2 separate regions of the Homo sapiens genome follow, and region 1 is linked to region 2. A link is a contact called in ENCODE Hi-C or POLR2A ChIA-PET data. All regions are on one chromosome and are shown on one strand. Each heading gives the region's core, a stretch centred on a gene start or an enhancer-like site at or near the end of the contact. The rest is flanking DNA. Distances are from core to core; before and after follow the strand shown.

Region 1 (6,912 bases), core at 1,875-4,374, 570 kb after region 2:
TCACATAGCTAGTAAGCAGCAGAGCAGGGATTCAAATCTAGTGTATTAGACTCCAAAACCTGTGTTTTTAACAACCATATTGTATGTTACTTCCTCCAAGATGGGTCAATGAGGCAGGGGACGTTGATTGGCTATATGGAGAATTAATAATAATCTTTTCTGTTGGTACAGCCCTAGAGAGTTTACAAAGCACAATTGTATATGCAGTCTCACTACATCCATTTTACAGATATGGAAACTGAGGCTCAGAGGTAGGAAGTGATTTACTCAAAGTCATTTGGGCAAACAGGATAAACCACCCAGAGATAACTCTCCTTAAATTAAGCAGGCAGTCTGTAGTCTGCGAATACTCATAATGTGTGGGGGGAGGAAGGAGCTGGCCTCACCACACTGAACCTTGAGGGCAGTGATGGTATCAGTCTGTCCAAGGAAGGTCTCAGACAGGTGAGGGGACCAACAGGTATTGCAGCCACAGACCCAACTGCAGAACACAAATCCCACTACACCAAAGGGCTCTGAATTCACAAAAAGATTCCCAGTTCCAGTCGGGCACCATTTATTTTTCAGCAACACTTGATATGGGCAAATTCCAGTTCAACTAGAGAGATTCAGCTTCCTGGTGTTCCCAGGGGGATCTAGCTCTGAAAAGAGCCCCTTTCTTCTGTCAGGACATCCTCAGCAAAAAAGGCTGCAGGTCTGAGCTGAGCAGCCTGGAGAGTGGGGATTCCAACTCCCCCCGAGAGTGTCTACCTGCCTGGCTTCCTCCCTGAGGAAAGTCACTGTCCCAGCCCAAGCCCTAGGGGCCCTCACTGTTGGACCTGCCCTGATGCTTTGCCAAACTCAGAGGCACCTCTCCTAGACGGACAAGGCAAAGCTGACTTTCACTGTTCCCTGGGTGATCTGCACCTGGAGGAGTGATCAGGCAGGGATCCAGGTGATGGGACAGAAGGGGCCAGGGCAGCCACTGTTGTTCACTGCTGGAAGTGTGCCAGGGGACTGGAAGGTGAACAGCAATCCCACCTGTCTCCTAGAGACTCTGTCCTCCGTGTGTAGGGGAAAGTAGGGGATGGGCACACAGGGAGGAATCCAGCCCTGGGGCTTCCTTGAAGCCAAGTGAGCAGCCTTCTGTATTTGTTTTCCCACAAACAGTCTTTGAAACTGGGGCAAGTGTTGAAGGCAGAACAGAGTAAAAGAAGCAGCTTCATGAGGCCAAACCCAGTCTCTCCAGGTCTAGGTAGTCCAGCACAGGTTCTGGGAGTAAATGCCAGCTTTACCACTTGATTTCTTTGGTACGACCTTAACTTTTTGCCATCCTTTCACTAGTATTTGAGAACCCTCTGCATATTAGGGCATCAATGCTAAGCAAAAAATGGGTTCAGTCACCTTCCTGGAGGTTCCAATCAGTGGAGGAGACAAATATTAATCCAACAACCAGTACCCCCCTACCCCTACCCCCACAGAAAGTGTCAAATGCCCAAGAGATAGATAGTATATAATTAGAGAGACTTCACTCTCTCTGGAAGGTCAGAGAAGGCTTTCCTAAAGAAATGATAATGGAGCTGAGGTCTGGAAGAAGCATAGGAGTTTCCTGAAGAGGGTAGGAGGGGGCACTGCACACAGAGGGAACAGGACAGTCAAAGGCAGGCCATTTGGCAACAGGTGACTGGAAGGAACTGGAAGAAGGCCCATGAGGCTGAAGTACAGAGTGAATATGCAGGGTCTAGGCAGACCATGCAAGAATGTGGGTTTCTCCTAAGAGCAATAGGAAGCCTTTTGAGGTGCTCTTAGCAGGGAAGTGAGATGATCACACTTATCGTTTGAGAAGATTACTCTGGCAGCACAGTGAACAACGTATTGGAATGGAACCAAGGAGCATTCAGGAGGCCAGACAGAAGGTATCAGGTATTTGCCTGTAAAATGGGGGTGATGAGAATACTATCTTACAAGCTGTTGCCAGGATCCAATGAGATACTGCATTTTAAGTGTCTAGTCTAGTACCTGGCACATAGTAAAGGCTCAGTAAGCGTCGATATTGTTACTTTTATCATTGGTTCTTTGCAGAGTGCACATATTTCTTATCCAGGTCTGCTCCTGCGTGATGGGGTGGAGGGAGTAGTTGTGGTTTCCAGAGTGAAAACGTGATTTGTGTCAAATCACAATGTCGAGACCAGAATCCAGGATGCCTGAAGGCCCGATTAGAATGGCTTAAAAGTATGGATTATTCAGGAAGAAAAACGGGTTCCAATCGCTCCTACTAAGGACGCTGGAGGGATGGTGAACGATCCTTTAGATGGTAAGCCCTAGCACTTATTGAGAAAAACAGGTGCTTCTTTGGTCGGAGAGCAGGTGTAGGGCTCGCAGCCGCGTGCGCTCCCGCGGAGGCGGGGGACCCTCGCCACTCCCCCGCCCCACGCCCACCCGCGGGCTTCCGACTGCACCTGCTCCCCCGGCTCGGAAACGCGGGCCGGGTGCCGGGCTGCAGGCAGAGGGTGCCCGGGGGAGGAGGTCCCGAAAGCCTCCTCCACACGCCTGCACCGGCTGCCCCCTCCCCAGTCACGTGGCCCGGTGGGTGGGGACCGACCTGAAGTTGGAGAAATCCGGAGCGCTCCCAACCTCGGAGGGAGTCGCCAGTCCTCCGGGCCCGGGCGGTGGACCCTGGAGCCCCGGCTGGCGGCGTGGAGGTGCGTTTCTGAGAAGCCGAGCAGCGGCGCGGGCGGCGGGACTCGAGGCATGGCCCGGCTGTCGGTGATCCCCGGGTCGGCCACGGCGTGGACAGGTGAGCAGGTACCCGCGGCCAGCGGCAGAGATGGCCGGGGCTGCCAGGGCATCGGGCCCCAGAGCCCACGCCAGTCCAGGGGATGCGGGGCCCCCACGCAGGAGGGGGCGGTTGGGTGAAAAGGCCGCGGTGGATTCTCGGACTGCCGGGTCAGTCCCCACCAGCGCCGCCGCCTCCTCGCCGGCTTTGCCACCGGGTGAGCAGGGGACGCGGGACGCGGGACGCGGGACGCGAGGGAGCCGCGCGGGGCGTGGACTCTGTGCCGGCCCCGCCCCCCGCGCGCGCACTGGCTGCTCCCCGCGACGTCACGCTCGGCTATAAAAGGCGCGGCTCGGGGCCCTTGCGGCGCTGGAGGAGCTCGAGGCTGAGGCTGCCGGGGGGCTGTGGGCTACCGGGCCGCCGGCGCCTCAGCGATGTTTTACTCAGGGCTCCTCACTGAGGGCGGCCGCAAGGAGACCGACATGCGGGAGGCGGCGTCACTGCGACAGCAGCGCCGGATGAAGCAGGCGGTGCAGTTCATCCACAAGGACTCCGCCGACCTGCTGCCCCTGGACGGCCTCAAGAAGCTGGGCTCGTCCAAGGACATGGTGAGCCCCCGCCGCCGTTCTCGCCCCGGCCCCGGCGGCTTCGCGCCCGCCGTTTTCCGAGGCCCGGCCGTTGCGGCTTTCACTGAGTCACGGCCCGGCCCGCCGCTGCCCTTGGCTCGCGGTCGCTGCGTCGCGGATTCCTCCCCTTCCAGTACCCCTGCTGCGGTTTCGGTGGGGATTCCGTCGTAGCTTTTCTAGCTTGCGCTCCCCTCGGCTGTGCCTCCTCCCTGGATGTCTCTTCTCCAGTAGAAAGAAGAGGTCCTGCCCTGCCCTCTTGCCCTCGGGTCTTCTTTCTTTTTCCTTATTCTTAATACCGAATTTTGTTCACGGGGCTTGTGCCTCCTATGCTGTGTGGCTGTTCCTATGACCCAGACAGAGGTGATTCCTAATGGCTTTCCGTGAGGGGGAAAGAAGTGGAAAGAGGGTTTTTTGACAGTTGCCAGATCCAGAGGACTTCTGTTGAATCCATTGTCCCCCTATGCAAAACCCACTTCTCTAGTTTTGGTCCTAACTTTGACCTTCCATCCTGAGTGGGGAGAGAGAAAAGGGGCCAAATGTGAAGGTTTCCTGAACCCCCAACATCTCTTCATCATTCTCCTCTTCCAGCCCCGCCCCCAAGGAGTGGGTAGAGGGAGGAAGCCAGGCTGCTGCATCTCACCGACCAGCTAATGTGTGCATCTGGAGCTGGGGTGGGTGCAGTCTTTTTTTCTAGCACAGTTGTTCCTGGCATTAAGTAGAAGCACCTCAGGACAGGGGGCCTGGGGTCAAAGATGGTACTGTCCTCTTTCTATAGAATGGGATGGATGGCTAAGGGTTACCAATATAAAGAACTGTATTTGTCATCCCTCAGCCACTGTAGTGGTCCTGGGCCAAGTTTATGTTTAACTTTGTAGTTTTATCTGGAGTTTTCTTGTAGTTTGATTGTTTTCTTGAATTTCACAATCGCTTTATTCATTTGGGTGGTAATATGTGAAACACTAATTAAATGTCTTTTAACAAATGAAATAGGTGCTCTGCATAATTTTTCTAGTATTTTTTATTTTAAGCTTTTGAAATATTTAATTTTGGATGTGGTTGTCGGCCCTAGTTCACTGAAATTGCCATTTCTGGCCCCAGGAGGGCAGAGCTTCTGCATCCATTTCCTTTTTTTTTTTTTTTTTTTTTTAATTTAACAGCTCTAATGATACACAGGTACATTATATTATACACAGTATAATATAATATACAAAAATTTTTCTCCTCCCTGCCATTAGTTACTTCTGTGCAGAGTTTGTCTACTTCAGTTATCTTGCTCTGTTTTTTTTACAAGTTGTGTTTTTTTGTTTTGTTTTGCTTTTTGCACAACCCACAGGATAGTTTATCTGATTTATGCTAACCCAGAGTGATAAGTGATTGAAATGTGCTCCTGCAAAAGAGATAACTCTCTTTTCCCTTCTTTCACTTTAAAGCAATCTCGATTCATTTAACAAATCAGGTTCGAGAAGTATTCTTTCCTTCAGGCCAAATAATCCTATCCTAGTTCCTAGAATGCTCAGCAATCAATAAAGAAGGAAGTATTATATTAAGAGAAGAATTAAAATACAGAGTTTTTAAATGCTGGATTTGGTTGTCCCTCGTTGTCGAGGAGTTTCCTAGCCCTGAGAGCTACCTGAACTTCCTTCTGCCTAGGATTTCTTATACTACTTCATGCTGTGTAAGAATTCCATCCGCTTTTCTGACTCTAGTCTGTCTCAGTTGAGTCACAAAGGGCTGATAGCATACAGCACAGGCAGCAGGCTGCAAAGAGGAAGGAGCCTCAAGAAGCAGGATATTGCCTTGAGTATGACACATACACATGACAGTTGACTGTAAGGCTCTGAATCATGGTTCACGCTTTCTGTGCCCCACCGTCATGGAGTTGATTTCCCTCTCTCACTGTTTTCACACCTATAATGTACAAGTGATTGCACAGAACAGCCAGGTTACAGAAACCAAGGCAGACCGAGGTAGGGCTAGGAGAGCCGCAAGCGCTGGGGTGAGGCAGCATGCTTAAACTCTCTTGGAACTGTTGTTGCAGCCTTAGTACAATCTTAGAAGTGACCTTAGAAGTACATTATTATTCTTTTACTTTATAAATACATGTGGGATAGACCAGTGTTGACTCAATTTTCTCTCACTGCAAGGGAAATTTGGAGGATGTTAAAATTAATTGAATAGTTCTTACTTGGAGTAGTTTATAGTATAATCTCGATAGAAGGAGTCCAAGAAAAGGGAGAGGATAGCATCAGAGGGAGATAAGGAAGAGAGAGGAGAAATTAGTTGTTATTGACTTTTGGGTTTGTGAAGATTGTAGGTTGTTTTTCCTCATACCAGCAACCTATATTTGAATATACCGCTGGGATTTCTGAATTATCTACCTCTTACTATGCTGTTTCTGTAATGTTCACTGCTTGATACCAGCCTGCCAGCTCTTTTAGGACTGGCAGAAGGCAACCATAGGAAATCAAAGGGGGTCATGTTCTCTTGGCCCCAGGAAAGTGCCTTTGCCTATTCCTGTGTATCTGGAGTTGGCTGATACAAAGTCTTCTGTGGAAATTATATTTTTGTCTGCCCCTTTTGCTTTTATCCTTTTATCTTGTATTGTTCATTCTGTATTAGATTAAGAACTAAAACCAGAGATATGAGTGAGTAATATTATATTTGATTTTTTTTTTAAGAGACGGGTTCTCACTCTATTGCCCAGGCTGGAATGCAGCTGCAGTCACATCTTACTGCAGCCTCGACCTCGCAGGCTCAAGAGATCCTCCCACCTCAACCTCCTGAGTAGCTAGGATTACAGGTGCACACCACAACACCAATCTAACTTTTGTATTTTTTGTAGAGATGGGATTTTGCCATATTGCCCAGGCTGGTCTTGAACTCCTGGTCTCAAGCGATCTGCCCACTTTAGCCTCCCAAAGTGCTGGGATTACAAACATGAGCTACCACACCCAGCCCTGATTTTTTTTTTTAACTCAGTGAAGCTGGAGAAAAACATCTCCGTTCTTGGAAATTTGCCTATTGTAATTTATCTTGTTTTAGCTACCAGGTTCATAAAAGTTTTTCTCATTGTGCTAAGGACTTTTTAATTTTTAAAAACAGTCATGTTATGTGGTAATATGCTGTCTTTCCTAAATGATATTATACTTACCTGTAGGCATTAGGCCATATTCTTACTTGTCTGGCAATAGAGTTTTTCTTTCCTACATATGATTGCTTCTGATCATAGCTAAATGCTTTTTCAAAACTGACTAGAATTAGGAATGATGCTGGGGGAAAGATGGTTGAACACAGTAAAGCAAACTTACCATAAAATACCTGAACAGAATCTCTGTCTATTAGAGCAGGTCTGTGTGGTGTGCCCTATAGATTAGCTATCCATATCACCACAAATCATGGGCTGGAGAATTTCAGAGGCTTAGAAGAGAAGCGTGAAATACCAGTATAACACCAAGATCTGGCACAAACTGAAGATTTGCAGAGTCGTGATTGCATCCTCGTAATAGCAAACATTATTTGAATACTTGCTGT
Region 2 (6,337 bases), core at 379-2,878:
TGCAGTTTTAAAAGTGGTCATCTGCGCAGTACTCGAAGGCCTTTCAAAACACAGGTGCTGAACACCTCCTTCTTTAAGATACCTTATCTACGGTAGGATGTTCCTAATCACACGGAGGCCGGCCAAACTCTGGGCACCGCAAACCCACGATAAAAACAAATGCTGGGCCAAGACCTTGTCCAGAAACAGGCCTCAGTACTGCCTGGACTTAGGATGAGTCTGTAGGACTGTAAATGCTTGGAAGGCCAGCCTTTACTCCCAAGTCCAAGCGTAGTCTCCCTGCATGCCCCAGACCTTTCCCCCATCCACGCCACACGACACGACACGATCAGGGCGGGACAATTATTTTTCTTTAAACTCCTTCTGCCCGCGCCGCCCAAATTACAGGCCCGATCGCCGCGTTTAAAAGGCATCCTATGGCTCGGGAGTGTCAGGTGGCCGGGCCGGCACCCTCCAGCATCCTCGCGAACCGCGTTATCGGTGCCGCACTCGGGGCTGACACGCTCGGGGCGGCCCGGACTCAACGGGCGGCAAATCCTTGGCCACCCGGACGGGCCGATCGGCCCCTTTGTAAGATGAAGTTCCAGACGAGGCCCATTGTTCAGTTACATAATCTCAACGGACAACCTCGGGGCAGGGCCAAACACAAGGGCTGCCAACTTTGGGGGGCGGCGCAGGAAAGCGAGGGGGGAGCGGCCGGCCGCTTCTGTAACCGAACCCAGGCAGCGGCGCTGGCCCCTCCGGCGCCGCGGCCCCGGCCGCCGGGTGCCCGCGCCCGCCGCTCTCACCTTGGGCGTGTGCGGGGTGTCGAAGAGTCGCAGCTTGCGGAAGGTCTTGTGTGGCGGGGTGCCCGGGTGGTCCGGCCGCGGCGAGCGGCGGCCTTCGCCCGCCCGGCGCGCCCCGCAACCCCGCGGCGACGCATCTCCTGGGCCGCCGCAGCGCACCGGCGAGAAAGAGCTACCCAGGAAGTAGGGGGCCGCCGGCGACTTGACCGGCGACGAGGAGCCGAAGCCCTCCTCCTCCCACGAGTCGCCCTCCGCCCCACCGCCCGCCTCGTCCGCGCCCGGGCAGGCGCCGGGCAGCAACAGGTCCTCCTCCAGCTCGCCGGGGCTGCCGGGGGCCGGCCCGGGCGAGCGGCGGCGCTCGGGCCCGGGCTCCGTGGGGCTCCGCGCGGGCGGCAGCGGCGAGTCGGGCTCTTGAAAGGCCGAGTCCTCCCCGGTGCTGTGGCCGCTGCCCTCCTCCTCCTCCTCTTCTTCCTCCTCCTCACAGTCGCTGCAGGGCGAGAAGATCAGCTTCTGCCGCAAGGTGCAGGCCGCCCCGGCGCGGCGGGGTGGCGGCGGCTGCTGTCGGCTCAGGAAGCTCATCGCGGCCCTGGGGACGGGGCCGAGGACAGGAGAGCGGAGGCCTGCGGGGTCCAGGACACTGCGGGCCTGGGGGCGGGTCCGCCACGTGCGGCTGGGCGCGCCTAGTCGCAGCCGCGGCGTCTCTGCGCGGCGGCGGCCTGCGGCTCCGGGGCGCTCGGGCTGCGGACGGTGGCGGCAGCGGCGGCGCGGACTTTCCGGCAGAGGCGGGGCGGCCCGAGCACCGAGGCTGAGGTCTCCTCAGGTCCAGTCTCAGGTTCGGGCTCCGCGGCTTCCCGCGACCGTTAACCACGTGAGTGCCCAGTCCACCAATCCCAGTGCAGCTCCGGGTTTGAAAAAAAAAGGAGGGCGCGACGTAGCCCGCGGGGGAAGGACCAGCTACGCGATTTTGGCGGGAACCCGCTGGCTCCACCCCCGGCTCGGCGCCAGCCAAGTCTGGGCGGGCTGTGGTGTTCCGGGCCTATGAGCGAGCCTGGGGCGGCGGGGGGCCCGGCCCGGCGCCGCCCGAACACCGCCCGGACGGGGCTGGGCCTTCTGGGAGGGGCAAAAGAGAGCTGGATTCGCCTAAGCCGACCCGAAAGCCGGCCTGGACGCACCCCCCTCGCTGCTCCTCCGGTGCTGGGGGATCTGAAGAGGGGCAGGCGGCCGGGCAGCGCCTCCGGGTCTCTGCGAGCTGGGAAGAGCCAGGGACCGAATGGCCTTCGGCCGCTGCCCTCGGAGGCCGCTTCTTGCCCCTCGTCCCCTGGGGCGAGCCACTGGGGCGTAGTGGGCGTGGCAGTGGGCAGCCACGTTCAGGGTCGAGGTCTGAGCCGGAAATGGTGACTCGGGCCTCGGGACCTTTCTGAACTGCGGGAGCCGATGTGCTTAGGCTGGACACTGGCTGGGAGGAGGCCTCCGAGCCCCATTATTTCCCCGGGGTGGGTGACTGTTAGGGGCGGGTGTCAGCACAGCGAGAAGAGCTCTCCCAAGCAGGGGTCCACCTCTGCCGACCTTGTCCGCGGCCAAAAGAAACAGCAGCACAGTTGCCCACCACGAAACCAAGTGCCCGGCACACGATCTCCGTGTTTACATTTGTTCGCCAGCACGTGGGCATGCGTTGGCAAAACCGATTGGCCCGGCTCGCGGCAAACTCAAACGCAATTTTAAAAAATTTCCCTAGTGCTTCGTTAAACTGATTTAATCTGTCCCTTAATGCACTTACACGTTTCTTCCAGTTTTCTTTTTTCTTTCTTTGTTTATTTATTTTTTTTTTTTTTTCTGAGACGGGGTCTTGCTCTGTCACCCAGGCTGGAGTGCAGTGGCACGATCTCGGCTCACTACAACCTGCAACCTCCGCCTTTAGAGTTCAAGCGATTCTCATGCCTCAGCCACCCGAGTAGCTGGGATTACAGGCGGCTGCCACCACACCTGGCTAATTTTTGTATTTTTAGTAGAGACGAACTTCCCAATGTTGGCCAGGCTGGTCTCCAACTCCTGATCTCAAGTGATCCGCCCGCCTCGGCCTCTCAAAGTGCTGGAATTACAGACGTGAACCACCGCTCCCGGCCTCTTCCAGTTTTCTGTTGTAAACAACCCCGTGGTGTATATGCTTCCTTCTCCATGTTTTTTGTTTGGTTTGGTTTTTTTCGACACGGAGTCTCGCTCTGTCGCCCCAGGCTGGAGTGCAGTGGCGCGATCTCGGCTCACTGCAGCCCCCACCTCCCGGGTTCTCGGGTTCCAGCGATTCTCCTGTCTCCCGGGTAGCTGGTATTACAAGCACATACCAGGCCTGGCCAATTTTTGTATTTTTACAAAATGCAAAATACGGAGTTTCACCATGTTGGCAGGCTGGTCTCAAACTCCTGACCTCAGGTGATCTGCCCGCCTCGGCCTCCCAAAGTGCTAGGATTACAGGCGTGAGCCACCGCGCCTGGCCTTTTTAAAATACTCTTTTGGATACCTCCCTGGAGTTAGAATTCCTCAGTCAAAGGATATAAACTGGCAAACTCCCCCTCCAGAAACACAATACATTCTCACTAGCAGTGGATTAGAGCACACTCTGTGAATTCAGGACATCAGTGGATGTTCGTTGATGTGGTTTTGTTGTTTTGATTCATATTGTTGAACAGTTGTCATGGGTTTAATGATAATTTACATTTATCTCTATTGCCTATTTTTCTTATTGTTAGCACTTTATGCATATTAACACTTTGTCATATATGTTGTTCTAATGCTTTTCAAAGGCTAAATAAACTCAAGCTGAATTTTTCTTGAAACACACGGTAGTACTTAACACATCAAATCGGGAATTTCCTGAGATCACACAACTGAAGACACAGTGAAGGATCAACAGCTGTCTTTTCTCCTAACATTTGCTAACTGGTGTATAAATGTGTTTTTTATATGGTCATGCAAACTTAATTTTAAGCTCTTGGAGGACAAGAATTCTAGACTTGTATAAGGAGAGTTAGTCAATGATCCACAGTGGCCAAAGCCAAGGAGTGATTTTCAGAACCCTTGCTCCAACACTTCCCCTCCTGCCACTCCTTTTTTTTAAATTTTTATTTTTCGAGACAGGGTCTCACTCTGTCCACCCTGTCTCAAAGTGGAGTACAGTGGTGCAATCACGGCTCTGTAGCCTCGATCTCCCCAGGCTCAAGAGATCCTCCCACCTCACCCTCCCAAATAGCTGGGACTAATGATGTGTGCTACCACGCCCAGCTAATATTTGCATTTTTAGTAGAGACTCTGTTTCACCATGTTGCCCAGGCTGGTCTAGAACTCCTGGGCTCAAGCAATCTGCCCGTCTCCGTCTCCCAAAGTGCTGGAATTACAGGCATGAGCCACCATATTGCCCAGGCTGTGGGCCCCCTCCTGCCACTCCTGATGACAAATATAATTATTTGATATAATTGACATTTTCTCAATTTATTATGAAGCATAAATAAAAATAGAGAACCCTACTTTTATCGATCTGTAACATAAACTGCATGTGAAAATAGTGTGCTTTCTAAGTAAATGGGACTTTAAAGCCCTTTAGTTGCCTCTCCACAACTAGACTGATGCTCCTAAACTCCTCCTATGTAAGAATTCCGTATCTCTGTTCTCACGTCCCCTCCCTCACTCTTTGCTCTTTCACAACACCTGGCTTTATTTCCTTAGCAGGCTTATTTCTATCTCAAAGTACGTTGTTAGTTTATTACTATCTCCTTCTAGAAAAATAAGGTCCCCGAGGGTAGGGGACCCTTGTTTATTGCAGTATTCTAACGTGGATTAGGCGTTCACTCCCTTGTGAGTGATAAAAGAGCCCTTATTTAAATAATTGTTGGTTTATTCGCTTCCTAAATTGGCACATTTGCAGATAAGTTTGCCTATTTAAGATTTTGAATCGGGTGTGGTAGTTGTTCACACCTGCAATCCCAACACTTTGGGAGGTCAAGACAGGAGGATCACTTGAGGCCAGGAGTTCAAGACCAGCCTGGACAACATAGTGAGACCTCACCTCTACTAAAAATTTAAAAATTAGCTGGGCATGGTGTCACATGCCTGTGGTCCCAGCTACTCAGGAGGCTGAAGTGGGAGGATCCCTTGAGCCTGAGAGATGAAGGCTGCAGTGAGCTGTGATTGTGCCACTGCACTCCAGCCTAGGCAGCAGACCGAGAACTATCTCAGGAAAAAAAAAAAAAAATTGAACAGAGATCACCACTCTAGTACTCTATTTAATGCAAGATTGTAGAGGTAGCAGCCATCACACTTCCTATTTTTCCCCATGGTTTTTCCCCACTCCAGTAACAAAAACTTAAATGGTACAAAATTCTCCCACCTATCCCTTCAAATCCCAGCCCAGTTCCCCTTCCTGAAGGTAAACACTCTTAACAATGTTTTGTTTTGTTTTGTCAACTCCTACTTTGCCACCTGTCTGCGTCCCTAAATGGGAGGTCTTTGAAGTAGGCTAAGGCAGGCAGAAGGGCTTGGGTTGTGGATGGGAAGGGAAGAGTTCTTGGTCCACAGACCCAGGACTTTGAAGTCCTCACACAGAATCGAAGAGGTAAGTTCACAATAAATGTGTAGAATGATTGGGGGAAATAATTTTTTTTTTTTTTTTCCTTGAGACAAGGGTTTGCTCTATTGCCCAGGCTGGAGTGCAGTGGTGCGTTCACGGCTCACTGCAACCTCCCCTTCTGGGCTCAAGCAATTCTCCCACCTCAGCCTCTTGAGTAGCCAGGACTACAGGCAAGTGCCACTACACCTGGTGAATTTTTGTATTTTTTGTAGAGACCGGGTCTCACCATGTTGCCCAGGCTGGTCTTGAACTCCTGAGCTCAAGTGATCTGCCTACCTCAGCCTCTCACAGGGTTGGGATTACAGGTGTGAGCCACTGCACCTGGCTGAAGGAATTTTTTTTTTAAGTTGAAACCAAGACTCAGTGCTAGAGCCATTTCCTCTGTGAAGCCTTTCCTGACTCTCCATTCCCTACTCCAGACTTTCCACCGCACCCAGCACGGACTATGTAACACTCTTACTTTGTTTACTTGTCTGGTTTTCACACTGCCCAGGGCAGGGTCCAAACTGTGTTTGTCTTCAGAGCTCCAGCAACCAGCACTGTGCCTTGGCCCCTGAGAAAGTGCTTAATAAATGTTTCTAGAATAATTTAATGAAAATCCAGTGATCTTTAAAACAAAAGTGCCAAAATAACAAAACAAAACAAAAGTGAGAAACCCAGGCCCTGCCTCTTCAAGCTGAGAACATGGCACAATATTATGGTTTAACTGTAGCAACATCCTAACTGAAATTTTAAGTGACTGTTCTGATTTTTAAAATTTCACGCTCCTCTGAGTAAAGCACACACTGTACTGGAGAGATGGGTTACACCCGCCTGCCCCAGGCCGTATCTAATTCAAATTTCCAGTTCCTTTCTCCACCCAATGTTGTTTCTAACTAATGTTGCTAGGCAACTTTTGCAGAATCCACATGCTTGTGGTAATGTTGAAAGAACT

What was found. A loop is a pair of places that touch in the nucleus more often than their neighbours do. ChIA-PET counts read pairs that join two places held with the same protein, here RNA polymerase II (POLR2A). Pooled maps may share reads with other maps.
Region 1: a pooled map shows a loop between it and region 2 (6-fold over the local background). The contact joins the promoter of NRIP3 here to the promoter of WEE1 in region 2. A Hi-C loop is called at or near these places in 9 of 50 pooled maps. POLR2A ChIA-PET finds 5 or more read pairs at or near these places in 2 of 52 experiments (BJ and WTC11).

Annotation. Positions count from the first base shown.
Region 1 is chr11:9,000,213-9,007,124 of GRCh38, reverse strand. It overlaps NRIP3 (nuclear receptor interacting protein 3), which reads left to right and starts at 3,124. Exons shown (of 7, transcript NM_020645.3): 1 at 3,124-3,363. The coding sequence starts at 3,190. NRIP3-DT (NRIP3 divergent transcript) reads right to left here and starts at 3,037. Exons shown (of 3, transcript NR_183663.1): 1 at 2,582-3,037. RefSeq lists an enhancer at 3,028-3,947.
Region 2 is chr11:9,568,961-9,575,297 of GRCh38, reverse strand. It overlaps WEE1 (WEE1 G2 checkpoint kinase), which reads right to left and starts at 1,628. Exons shown (of 11, transcript NM_003390.4): 1 at 789-1,628. The coding sequence starts at 1,364. RefSeq lists silencers at 1,006-1,105, 1,396-1,605, 1,626-1,975, 6,232-6,301 and an enhancer at 1,550-2,402.